3 separate regions of the Homo sapiens genome follow, and all the other regions are linked to region 3. A link is a contact called in ENCODE Hi-C or POLR2A ChIA-PET data. All regions are on one chromosome and are shown on one strand. Each heading gives the region's core, a stretch centred on a gene start or an enhancer-like site at or near the end of the contact. The rest is flanking DNA. Distances are from core to core; before and after follow the strand shown. Region 1 holds the start of MALAT1 (metastasis associated lung adenocarcinoma transcript 1). Region 2 overlaps LOC105369350 (a long non-coding RNA gene). Region 3 holds the start of KAT5 (lysine acetyltransferase 5).

Region 1 (3,429 bases), core at 183-2,682, 210 kb after region 3:
GCTTCATCAAACACTGGTTCCTGGAATCCTGTCTGCTGCTGTCTTCCTAGATTCACTGAATCCACTTCTGTGTAGCACCTGGGTCAGCTGTCAATTAATGCTAGTCCTCAGGATTTAAAAAATAATCTTAACTCAAAGTCCAATGCAAAAACATTAAGTTGGTAATTACTCTTGATCTTGAATTACTTCCGTTACGAAAGTCCTTCACATTTTTCAAACTAAGCTACTATATTTAAGGCCTTCCAAATTCTTCTAACTCTTCCAAAAGCCTTCTGCCTTAGTTTTTTTTAAATTACACCAGTCCTTTTAGTAGCTTTTTGATGTGATTTTTAACCAACTTCCCCTTCTAGCTTCAAGTATTCTTCTAAATTGGTTCTGGTCTACGTAAACACCCTCATCTTCTCAAGCTTTACCTTCTAACTTCTGCACCACCAGAAATTAAATTGATGGGCTTTTAAAATAAATTGGTTACCAATAATTTCCTCATTTTTTCAGTGCTATTTTATCCAATTTTTGGCTTTATATTTTTCTATCTTCTATACTTCTCCAATACTTGTCTTAGCTTGTTTTTCATTTTCTATCTGAAACTCTTGACAATATTTTCATTTTCTATCTTGTTTCTATCTTCCAATTTTCTTCTAAGTTTGTACATTTTGCCCTTAGCTTTTTGTTTCCTAGCTTGTCTTTTTTCTTCTGCTTCCTACTTTTCAGGTTTAAATTTATCTTTTTTCTTCTAAAAGTATGTTTTTATCTTCTAATTTCCCTATCTTCTCTATTCTTTTCTTCGCCTTCCCGTACTTCTGTCTTCCAGTTTTCCACTTCAAACTTCTATCTTCTCCAAATTGTTTCATCCTACCACTCCCAATTAATCTTTCCATTTTCGTCTGCGTTTAGTAAATGCGTTAACTAGGCTTTAAATGACGCAATTCTCCCTGCGTCATGGATTTCAAGGTCTTTTAATCACCTTCGGTTTAATCTCTTTTTAAAAGATCGCCTTCAAATTATTTTAATCACCTACAACTTTTAAACTAAACTTTAAGCTGTTTAAGTCACCTTCATTTTAATCTAAAAGCATTGCCCTTCTATTGGTATTAATTCGGGGCTCTGTAGTCCTTTCTCTCAATTTTCTTTTAAATACATTTTTTACTCCATGAAGAAGCTTCATCTCAACCTCCGTCATGTTTTAGAAACCTTTTATCTTTTCCTTCCTCATGCTACTCTTCTAAGTCTTCATATTTTCTCTTAAAATCTTAAGCTATTAAAATTACGTTAAAAACTTAACGCTAAGCAATATCTTAGTAACCTATTGACTATATTTTTTAAGTAGTTGTATTAATCTCTATCTTTCAAAGAGAAAAAAACTTATCTGCGGTTTCCTCAAGCTCCGCCTGCCCCCTCAGCAGAAGCCCCTGCGCTGGCTGCCTCAATGCCTACCGCACAGCTCGGGCGAGGCGTATTTATAGACGGAGAACAACTCGCATCACCGGAATTCGATCACCTTCCGCCGCCTTTGTGAGGGAGGCAAAAAGTAGTTCTTCGGTTAAAAATAGGTTCTAGTTTTACTTTTCTAGATTTTTCTTAACAGCTTATGGAACTTGAATGCAAACTACACATGCAGAAATACTTAAATTACTAGCGTGTGGAAAGATTTGAGCTGCAAACTTTAGACAAAAGAAACATGGAAATCATATTTTAAACGGGTCATCAAACACCTCACAAAACCCCCGGAACTTTTAAAATACCTCTTAAAGCACTTCTTGTGTTCTCTTGAGGGACAGTAGGTATAGTTTACCACCTTTTGAAGGAAGATTAAAGTGTGATAGTTCAGGGCTTTACTTTCCATTACGCAACTGAGCCCCAGCCTTGCAGGGACGGTTGAGAAGTGGCAAAATGGCGGACTTTCTCCCCCAACTGCTTGCAGTCCTGCGACTTGCTCCCAAGACAGCCACACGTTTTGCTTTTTTGTTCGAGAAATCGGAGCAGCACGGGCTGTCTGCTTGGGAAATCTTAGAAACGTGAAAACCCACTCTTGGAAAACGCCTCAATCCCACACCACAGAGCTGCTCCCCGCCTGAGCCCCGGGGGCCGTTGGCTGCCAGTGGCCCACTCTGATCTGCGGCCCCCCAGTTGCCGCCAGCCCCCCACGGCCCGCACGGAAATTTTTCTACCGTTTTTCAGCTTCCAGGCTCTCCTGAAAGTGCTCACAAGGCAAATCGCCATGGAAAGCGAGTTCAAGTGGCCTTTTAAAGTAGACCAACTAAGCGAATGGCTTTGTCTCCGAAGACACAGAGACCTTGGGCAGCCAGTCAGGGACACACCCAGAAGTGTTTACACTGCTCTGGGTCTGCTTTTTTAGGGGTTTTTGTTTTGCAGATTCTGTGTTATGCCTGGTTAGGTATGAGCTTCAGACCTTCTGAACCGGAGCAGGAAGAAAAATAAAAGCTTTCCTCCAAACCCCAAGACCAAACTGCAGAGTTTGAGTGGTTTTATCTAAATACCACCACCTGGAATGGCCAGCCTATAAGGACAGCTAAGATAGCAGCACAACTCGTCGCTGCGTCCCAAGGACTCTGGGAAACCTGGGCTCCCGGAGGCGTCAGAGGGGACCTGCCTTCAGGCGAGCTGAGGCTTCCCGGCGCCGGGCTTCTGCGTTGCTAAAATGGCGCTGCGCTTAAGAGGGCAGGAGAGGCCAGTTGCGGGGCCCCAGTCCTTTACAGAAGTCTCGGGCTGCAGGCTGCGGAGGGGAGAGCGGGGGCGGGGAGGGACTGCGCAACCGGTGGGGCTGCGTCAGGGACAAACGCCGGGGGAGGGGCGGCTCGCGAGCGCCGCGCAGGGATACGCGAGGGCCGTGAGCCGCCCTCCCTTTGTGAGGCGCTGGCTCGTGGGCGGGCGCCACTGGTTCTAACCGGCTCTAGCCGGTCCTGGCCGCCTTCCCGGAGCTGTGGCGGTTGGCGCAGCGCGTGACTGCGCACGCGCGCCCCGCCCTAACGCCTGTGCCTGTTCTGGGGAATGGCATGGGGGCGGGGTGGCAGCTGGCCTGGGAACTTCTCGGTCGCTACTCTGCGCTGTCACTGCACTTGGGGGCTGGTCTTTCTTTCGTGGAGCTGCTGCCCAACTTCCATTTTCAGTCTAGGTCTTCCTTTCCCACCTCTCTCCTGTCCTTTGTCATTTCCTCCATATAGTCTCGACGTCATCCATTAATTTAAAATCAGAACACAAACCTCGTGTAGCTATCAAGGGCCATGGCATTATTGTAAAATATCTTCGTCGTTTGTATGTCACCAGGTCTTACTAGTCTAGAATTCTCGGGGCAGAAGTGGTCTCAGGCTGACCTTGCAGCAGCCTAATTTTTTAGAAAAGAAACTGAAGCAATGACCTAAAATGGAGAGTTCCAGGGCACACAAAGCTTGGAGCTGGACGGGGTGGTGA
Region 2 (3,335 bases), core at 242-2,741, 230 kb before region 3:
GGTCAACGCCCTGGCATGATCCTTGACTCTTTCGTTTGACTCACATTCTGCCCCTAATGCCTTAGCAAACCCTACCAGCTCCACCTTTGAAATACATGCAGAATCCAGCACTTCTCCAAACCAACACCCTCTCTCTTCTGGATCATTTCAGTAACGCTTAATCTCCGGCTTTTGCTTATTTATTTATTTTTTATTGACATGGGAGCTCACTATATTTCCCAGGCTGGCCTCGAACTCCTGGCCTCAAGCCATCCACCTGCCTCAGCCTCCCAAAGTGCTGGGATTATGGGCGTGAGCCACCACACCCAACCTCCCGGTTTTTGCTTTTGTCCTGATACCATTCTCTACTCAGCAACCAGTGTGATTCTGTGAAGAATAGAGCCCAGCTGGACGCAGTGGCTCACACCTGTAATCCCAGCACTTTAGGAGGCTGAGGCAGGCGGATGGCTTGAGGCCAGGAGTTCGAGGCCAGCCTGAGCAACATGGCAAACCCCTTCTCTACAAAAAATAATACTAAAATTAGCCAGGTGTGGTGGAGTATGCCTGTGATCTCAGCTACTAGAGAAGTTAAGGTAGGAGGACCACTTGAGCCCAGGAGGCAGAATGAGCCCTGATTGCACCACTGCACTCCAGCCTGGGTAACAGAGCAAGACCTTAACTAAAAAAAAAAAACAAAAAAAAAAAAACAGAGTCCATCACGCCTGTGATGGGTCCTGGGTCTCGCTGAGTAAAAGGCAAAGTCCTTACTGGCCCACTAGGTCCTGCATGTTTCACAGGTGTTTGCTCACAAGTGCCACCATGATCCCTTCTCACTCCGATCCAACCACACTCTCCCTTCGGTACGCCAGCCAGTCTGCCCTAAGGCCCTTTGCACCGACTGTTTCTTCTTCCTGAAATGCTCTCTCCCCAGAATCCACATGGCTTACTCCTTCAGGACCTCTAGGTTTCTGCTAAAATGACACCTGCCAAAGAAGCCCTCCCTGCCCAGATCCCCTAAGTCCCTAATAGGCACCACCATTTGCTCTGCTTCTCTTATCACCGCTTCACACACATTCATTCATTTGCTGATTGCCTGCTCAGCGATGTGGCTCCGGCCGTCCTCCCACTCTCTCCTGCATCAGCAATGTCTCATCTCTCTGGCATCATTTCCATCAGCACTACTGTTCCTTCTTTCTTGACTCACTTCCCCTTCTTCAACACTGCCCCATTTCTGTGTTCCCTTTGCAGCAAAGCCTTCTGAAAGAGTTTTCACTGGGCAAGGTCAATTTCCCCCTTGCCTTTCTTTCTTGAACCCACTCCAGGCAGGCTGTCACCCCCACCACCCTGTGAGCCTGCACCTGCCAAAATCACCGATGCCTTCCCTCCCACTAACATGAGGTCAGTGGCCAGCTCTTCCCCAGCTCCTCTGCCAGTTCCTCCTCCTCTTGCAGGAGAGGGACAGCTGCCCCGTCTGTCTTCTTTGTCCACAGCTACTCTGTTGCCCAGGCTGGAGTGCAGTGGTGAGATCTTGACTCACCACAACTTCCGCCTCCCAGGTTCAAGTGATTCTCCTGCCTCAACCTCCGAAGTAGCTGGGACTACAGGCGCAAACCACCATGCCTGGCTAATTTTTGTATTTTTAGTAGAGACGGGGTTTCGCTATGTTGGCCAGGCTGGTCTCGAACTCCTAACCTCGTGATCCGCCCGCCTCGGCCTCCAAAGTGCTGAGATTACAGGCATGAGCCACCACGCCCGGCCACAGCTCCTCTTTTACTGGACTCACCAGGACCATGGTTTTGTGTTTTTGGGTTTTTGGTTGTTTTTTTTTTTTTTTGAGACAAGGTCTCACTCTGTCACCTAGACTGACTGGAGTGCAGTTGCGTGATCATGGCTCACTGCAGCCTCGACCTCCTGGGCTCAAGTGACACTCCCGCCTCAGCCTCCTGAGCAGCTGGAACTAAAGGTGTGCACCACCATGCCCAGCTGATTTTTTGTATTTTTTGTAGAGACAACGTCTAGCCATGTTGCACAGGCTGGTCTTGAACCCCTGGGCTCAAGAGATCTTCCTGCTTCAGACTCCCAAAGTGCTGGGATTACAGGCATGACAGGCTCATTTTAAATAAAATCTATCAGACAATGAACCCCACTTTTATCTGTAGTCCAGACATCTCCCTCAAGCTCAGAAGGTGAGTCCTGCCTCCCAAACTCGAATGACCCAGTCCACTGCTCCATCTAGGTGTCTAACAGGCATCTCACATTCAACAACTCTGAAACTGACTCCCTGACCCTCCCCACAGCCCTCTCCATCTTGGCCTAGTGACTATGCTATCCTTCTAGTTTCTCGAACCAAAAGCCTAGGCTTTTCTCTCTCTGAAATGCTATGTCCTATCCAACAGTTGTTCCTGATTTCAAAGTGCATTCAGAATCTGAACGCTTACCACCAGCTATTTGGAGCATTCTCAACATCCGTTGTCTTCTACATAGACTTTCTGCTTCTTCATGGTCAATTCCCAACCCAGCAGCCTGGGCCATTTTTTTTTTTTTTGAGATGGAGTCTCTTGTTCTGTCGTCCAGGCTGGAGTGCAGTGGCGCAATCTCGGCTCACTGCAAGCTCCGCCTCCTGGGTTGACGCCATTCTCCTGCCTCAGCCTCCCGAGTAGCTGGGACTACAGGCGCCCGCCACCATGCCCGGCTAATTTTTTGTATTTTTAGTAGAGGCGGGGTTTCACTGTGTTAGCCAGGATGGTCTCGATCTCCTGACCTCATGATCCACCCGCCTCTGCCTCCCAAAGTGCTGGGATTACAGGCGTAAGCCACCGAGCCCGGCCAGCTTGGGCCATTTTTTAAAGACTTCTGCTTAAAACCTGCAATGGGAGCCTGGAGTAGTGGCTCACGCCTGTAATCCCAGCACTTTGAGAGTCTGAGGCAGGAGGATGGCTTGAGCACCGGAGTTTGAGACCAGCCCAAGCAACATGGATAAACCCTGTCTCTACTTAAAATACAAAAAAATTAGCCGGGCATGGAGGTGCATGCCTGTAGTCCCAGCTACTCGGGAGGCTGAGATGGGAGAATTGCTTGAACCCAGGGGGTGGAGGCTGCAGTGAGCCAAGATCACACCACTGCACTCCAGCCTGGGCAACAGAATGAGACTGTCTCAAAAAATAAAATAAAATAAAATAAAATAAAATGAAATACAATACAATAAAATAATAAATACATGTACAGATAGAAAACATCTTTATTGGTTCTTCAGATAATAGAAGTAATATATGCACACTGTCAAAAATTTAAATATGACCAGGTGCAGTGGCTCACAGCTGTAATCCCAGCACTTTGGGAGGCTGAGGCAGGTGGAT
Region 3 (3,596 bases), core at 278-2,777:
CCATTCTGCCGAGATAGTAGGAAAAGAAGGGATGGCTGTGAAATGAGCCTGAAAAAAGCCACCAGAGAGTAGAAGAGAGGAAGAGAACAAGAGATGGTTTGGGGAACTCACCTGGGGAAAAACCGAGGCCGGGGCTGTCTCGCTGGGCACTGGAGTTGCTGGTGAAACCACCTCCACCTTCCGTTTCTGCAGAGAGAAACCAACAAAGGTGGGTCAGAAGGTAGAGAAGGTGGGACCTGAGAAGAAAGCAAGGTCCCTGGAATTGCTGAGGGTACCGTTGAGCGGTGGTTGGGCTGCAGGCAGGAGCTGGAGGAGAGCGGCTGGTCAGGCTCGCCACCGGGAATGGCCTCCCGCTCCTTGGGCAGGTTGAAGCGGAGTGTGATCTGGACCGGGATTGGCAAGGTCTTCCCGCTGGCCTGCGCCGAGGCCGGCTGTAGAGATAGGTCCAGGGTCTTCCTTTGGGGCGGGGATGGCAGTGGGATGGGGAAGGGGAAGAGGGGTCCCTCACCTCAAAATTATCAAACCCCACCCTCGCCTTCTGAAGGACACAGGACTAGCTACTGGACTCTGGGAGCTACATGTGCAATTTGGCCCCCATCCTTTGCAAGATGAAGTCAGGGTGAGAGGGAGCCGCCTCCTGCCCATCCAGGAGCTCCTAATGCCAACAGACAAGAGAAATAGGAGGCAGGAGAGAAAAGGTGAAGTGGGGGACCTACTCACCACCTCTCTCTCTGGAGAGCCAGGACGGGACCCAGGAAGTCCGTTCTTAGTGGGGGTCTTGGCCTCTTTCTTGGGGAACTGGATCTTCTTTAGGTCCAGCCGCTCATGCGTCACCCATTCATCCAGACGTTTGTTGACTGTAGCAGTGGGGATGGCTCAGGACAGAATGCCAAAGACTGTCCCCCAACCCTACCCTGATGCCCCACCTCAGGCCCAGAACTCACAGTCAATGTAATGGACGTAGAAAAGCTTCCGGCCACTGATGTCCTTCACGCTCAGGATCTCGGCCAGGGCTATGAGAATAGCATAGACAGGGGCCTTAGACAGGCCAGGCTATGAGACTCCACCCTTCCACGACCTGAACTCCACCCCCAGGCCGGATCCCTAAGCTCCAGCACTTAGGTCTCTCCTAAGCCTCCTTCAGTCACAAGTGCCACCCCTTTCCAGGCCCCGCCCTGTACCTCTCGGAGCAGCTAAGAGCCACGCCCCTTCATCAAAGTATCTGCGCCTCGCCCGCCCCATAATTCCAGACGCCCCTCCCCATCCCGGGATTTCAGTTGACTCCCGCCCCTCGCCCTCAGGTTCCTTAGTCCCGCCCCCCAACGTCACTCACGCCACTCATCTTCGTTGTCCTGGTTCCGCCGCAGCACGGGTAGGCGGCAGCCCTCGATTATCTCCCCCTGGGGAGACAGCGCGACGCCAGGGTCGGCTACTGGGGGGCCTCGGGCTCTACCCACCTCCCCTGGCTCCCTCCGCCCCGCCCCGGGCACCGGACTCACCACCTCCGCCATCTTCCCTCCCTCCACTGCCACTTCCGGCCCCTCTGGGAGACGTCACTTCCGGGACCGAGCGCCCTGTGGGCCCGGGCCTCACGAAGCCCCTGTAGAGGGGGACCTTTGAGAGACACCGCGACCCAGCTGCGAGGGGCAAGACTGCCCCTGTGACTCGGGGGAAAACGGAGTGTTACAAGCCTCAGGCCGAGCCCTAGGTGGAAACCCCATAACGTGCACAGCCAGTGGCGGTCTACTGAGTCCGTCACGTGACGCCCACCGGGTGCGAAGCTGGTCACGTGTATGCGGAGCGGGTCACGTGGCAATACCGTTTTTGGCTTTGTCGGAGGGAAGTCCTCGGGCGTCTCCTTGTGGCGGCGGGAGGTGTTGCCGGGAGTCAACTGGGCGCGAGAGGCTGGAGAAAGGAAGTGGCCTTAGAAGGGTTCGAACGCTCCCCCAAGTCTGTGGACTTCATTCCGTAGGCAAGAGGACTCAGGGAAGATTCCTAGCTTTATTTTGTATATTAGGCTTTTTTAATTTGTATATATTTATTTTTGAGACGGAGTCTCGCTCTGTCGCCAGGCTGGAGTGCAGTGGCGCGATCTCAGCTCCCTGTAACCCCCGCCTCCCGGGTTCAAGCGATTCTCCTGCCTCAGCCTCCCGAGTACCCAACTAATTTTTGTATTTTTAGTACGGGCGGGGTTTCACCATGTTGGCCAGGATGGTCTAGAGCTCTTGACCTCGTGATCCGCCCGCCTCGGCCTCACAAAGTACTGGGATTACAGGCGTGAGCCACCGCCCTCAGCCATATTAGGCTTTTTTTTTTTTTTTTTTTTTTTTTGAGACAAGGTCTGGCTCTCTCGCCCGGGCTGGAGTGCAGCCAGCGAGGCACAATCTCCGCTCACTGCAGCCTCCCCCTCCCGGGATCAAGTGATCCACCTCAGGCTCTCTAGTAGCTGGGACTACAGGCGCGCACCACCAAGCCTGGCTAGTTTTTTAAAATTTTTGTGTAAACAGGGTTTGGAGACTGGGCATGGTGGCTCACACCTGTAATCCCAGCTGCCTCCAGTCTAATCATGAGAAAAACATCAGACAAATCCCAATTGAGAAACATTTTACAAAATACCCCATGAATACTCCTCAAAACTGTGAAGGTGTCACCGGTGGAGGGTGTACAGGTTCTTGGCATCTAAAATAATGGGACAAAACGGCTGGGCGCGGTGGCTCACGCCTATAATCCCAGCACTTTGGGAGGCCGAGGCGGGCGGATCACGAGGTCAGGAGATTGAGACCATCCTGGCCAACACGGTGAAACCCTGTCTCTACTAAAAATAAATACAAAAAATTAGCTGGGCGTGGTGGCAGGCGCCTGTAGTCCCAGCTACTCGGGAGGCAGAGGCAGGAGAGTGGCGTGAACCCGGGAGGCAGAGCTTGCAGTGAGCCGAGATTGCGCCACTGCACTCCAGACAGAGCAAGACTCTGTCTCAAAGAAAAAGAAAAAAAAAAAGAATTGGACAAAATGCACAAAGCAAGGAAGGAATGAACGATTTATTGAAAATGAAAGTACACTCCAGTGTTGGGGCCGGCTGAGCATAGGTGCTCAAGGGCCCAGTTACAGAATTTGTTGGAGTTTAAATACCCTTTGGAGGATTCCATTGGTTATTTGGGATATGCCATATGTAAATGAAGAGGATGAAGTAAAGTTACAAAGTCATTTAGGGTGTACTCCCTAAGGAGAGGATATTTCCTGTCATAACTGAAGTGTGAATCAGCCTTATATGTTCCCTGCCTCCAGACCCTATTTTCCTGCCTCAAAGGTGGCTGAACATGGTGGCTTACGCCTATAATCCCAGTGTTACAGGAAAGGGGTCCCCATCCAGACCCCAAGAGAGGGTTCTTGGATCTCGTGCAATAAAGAATTCAGGGCGAGTCCAGCACTTTGGGAGGCCAGGCAGGTGGATAACCTGAGGTCAGGAGTTCGAGACCAGCCTGACCAACATGATGAAACCCCATCTCTACTAAAAATACAAAAATTAGGCAGGCGTGGTGGTGCGCGCCTGTAATCCCAGCTACTCGGGAGGCTGAGGCTGGAGAATTGCTTGAACC

The links. A loop is a pair of places that touch in the nucleus more often than their neighbours do. ChIA-PET counts read pairs that join two places held with the same protein, here RNA polymerase II (POLR2A). Pooled maps may share reads with other maps.
Region 1: a loop to region 3 is called in a pooled map, with 6 times the contacts of the local background. The contact joins the promoter of MALAT1 here to the promoter of KAT5 in region 3. A Hi-C loop is called at or near these places in 4 of 50 pooled maps. POLR2A ChIA-PET finds 5 or more read pairs at or near these places in 8 of 52 experiments (B cell, CD4-positive, alpha-beta T cell, HEK293 and 5 more).
Region 2: a loop to region 3 is called in a pooled map, with 2.2 times the contacts of the local background. The contact joins the enhancer-like site here to the promoter of KAT5 in region 3. A Hi-C loop is called at or near these places in 2 of 50 pooled maps. POLR2A ChIA-PET finds 5 or more read pairs at or near these places in 5 of 52 experiments (BJ, GM12878, H1 and 2 more).

The regions. Positions count from the first base shown.
Region 1 is chr11:65,497,048-65,500,476 of GRCh38, reverse strand. It overlaps MALAT1 (metastasis associated lung adenocarcinoma transcript 1), which reads right to left and starts at 1,432. Exons shown (of 1, transcript NR_002819.5): 1 at 1-1,432. It also overlaps TALAM1. RefSeq lists enhancers at 1,542-1,621, 1,672-1,741, 2,302-2,371, 2,432-2,671, 2,241-3,429 and 3 more, a silencer at 2,712-2,771 and a cis regulatory region at 2,965-2,980.
Region 2 is chr11:65,939,352-65,942,686 of GRCh38, reverse strand. All of the region lies in intron 1 of LOC105369350 (a long non-coding RNA gene), which reads left to right. Among named protein-coding and RNA genes, the nearest start is that of TSGA10IP, 4.5 kb to the left of the region's middle. RefSeq lists a silencer at 976-1,199 and an enhancer at 1,170-1,669. Within about 2 kb of position 1,491, at least 4 of the 41 ENCODE cell types and tissues checked have a DNase peak (open chromatin) inside an H3K27ac peak, as active enhancers do.
Region 3 is chr11:65,710,183-65,713,778 of GRCh38, reverse strand. KAT5 (lysine acetyltransferase 5) reads right to left here and starts at 1,527. Exons shown (of 13, transcript NM_182710.3): 1 at 1,334-1,527; 2 at 945-1,013; 3 at 721-857; 4 at 276-431; 5 at 112-186; 6 at 1-5. The coding sequence starts at 1,511. RefSeq lists silencers at 1,202-1,281, 1,292-1,481 and enhancers at 1,512-1,821, 1,852-1,971.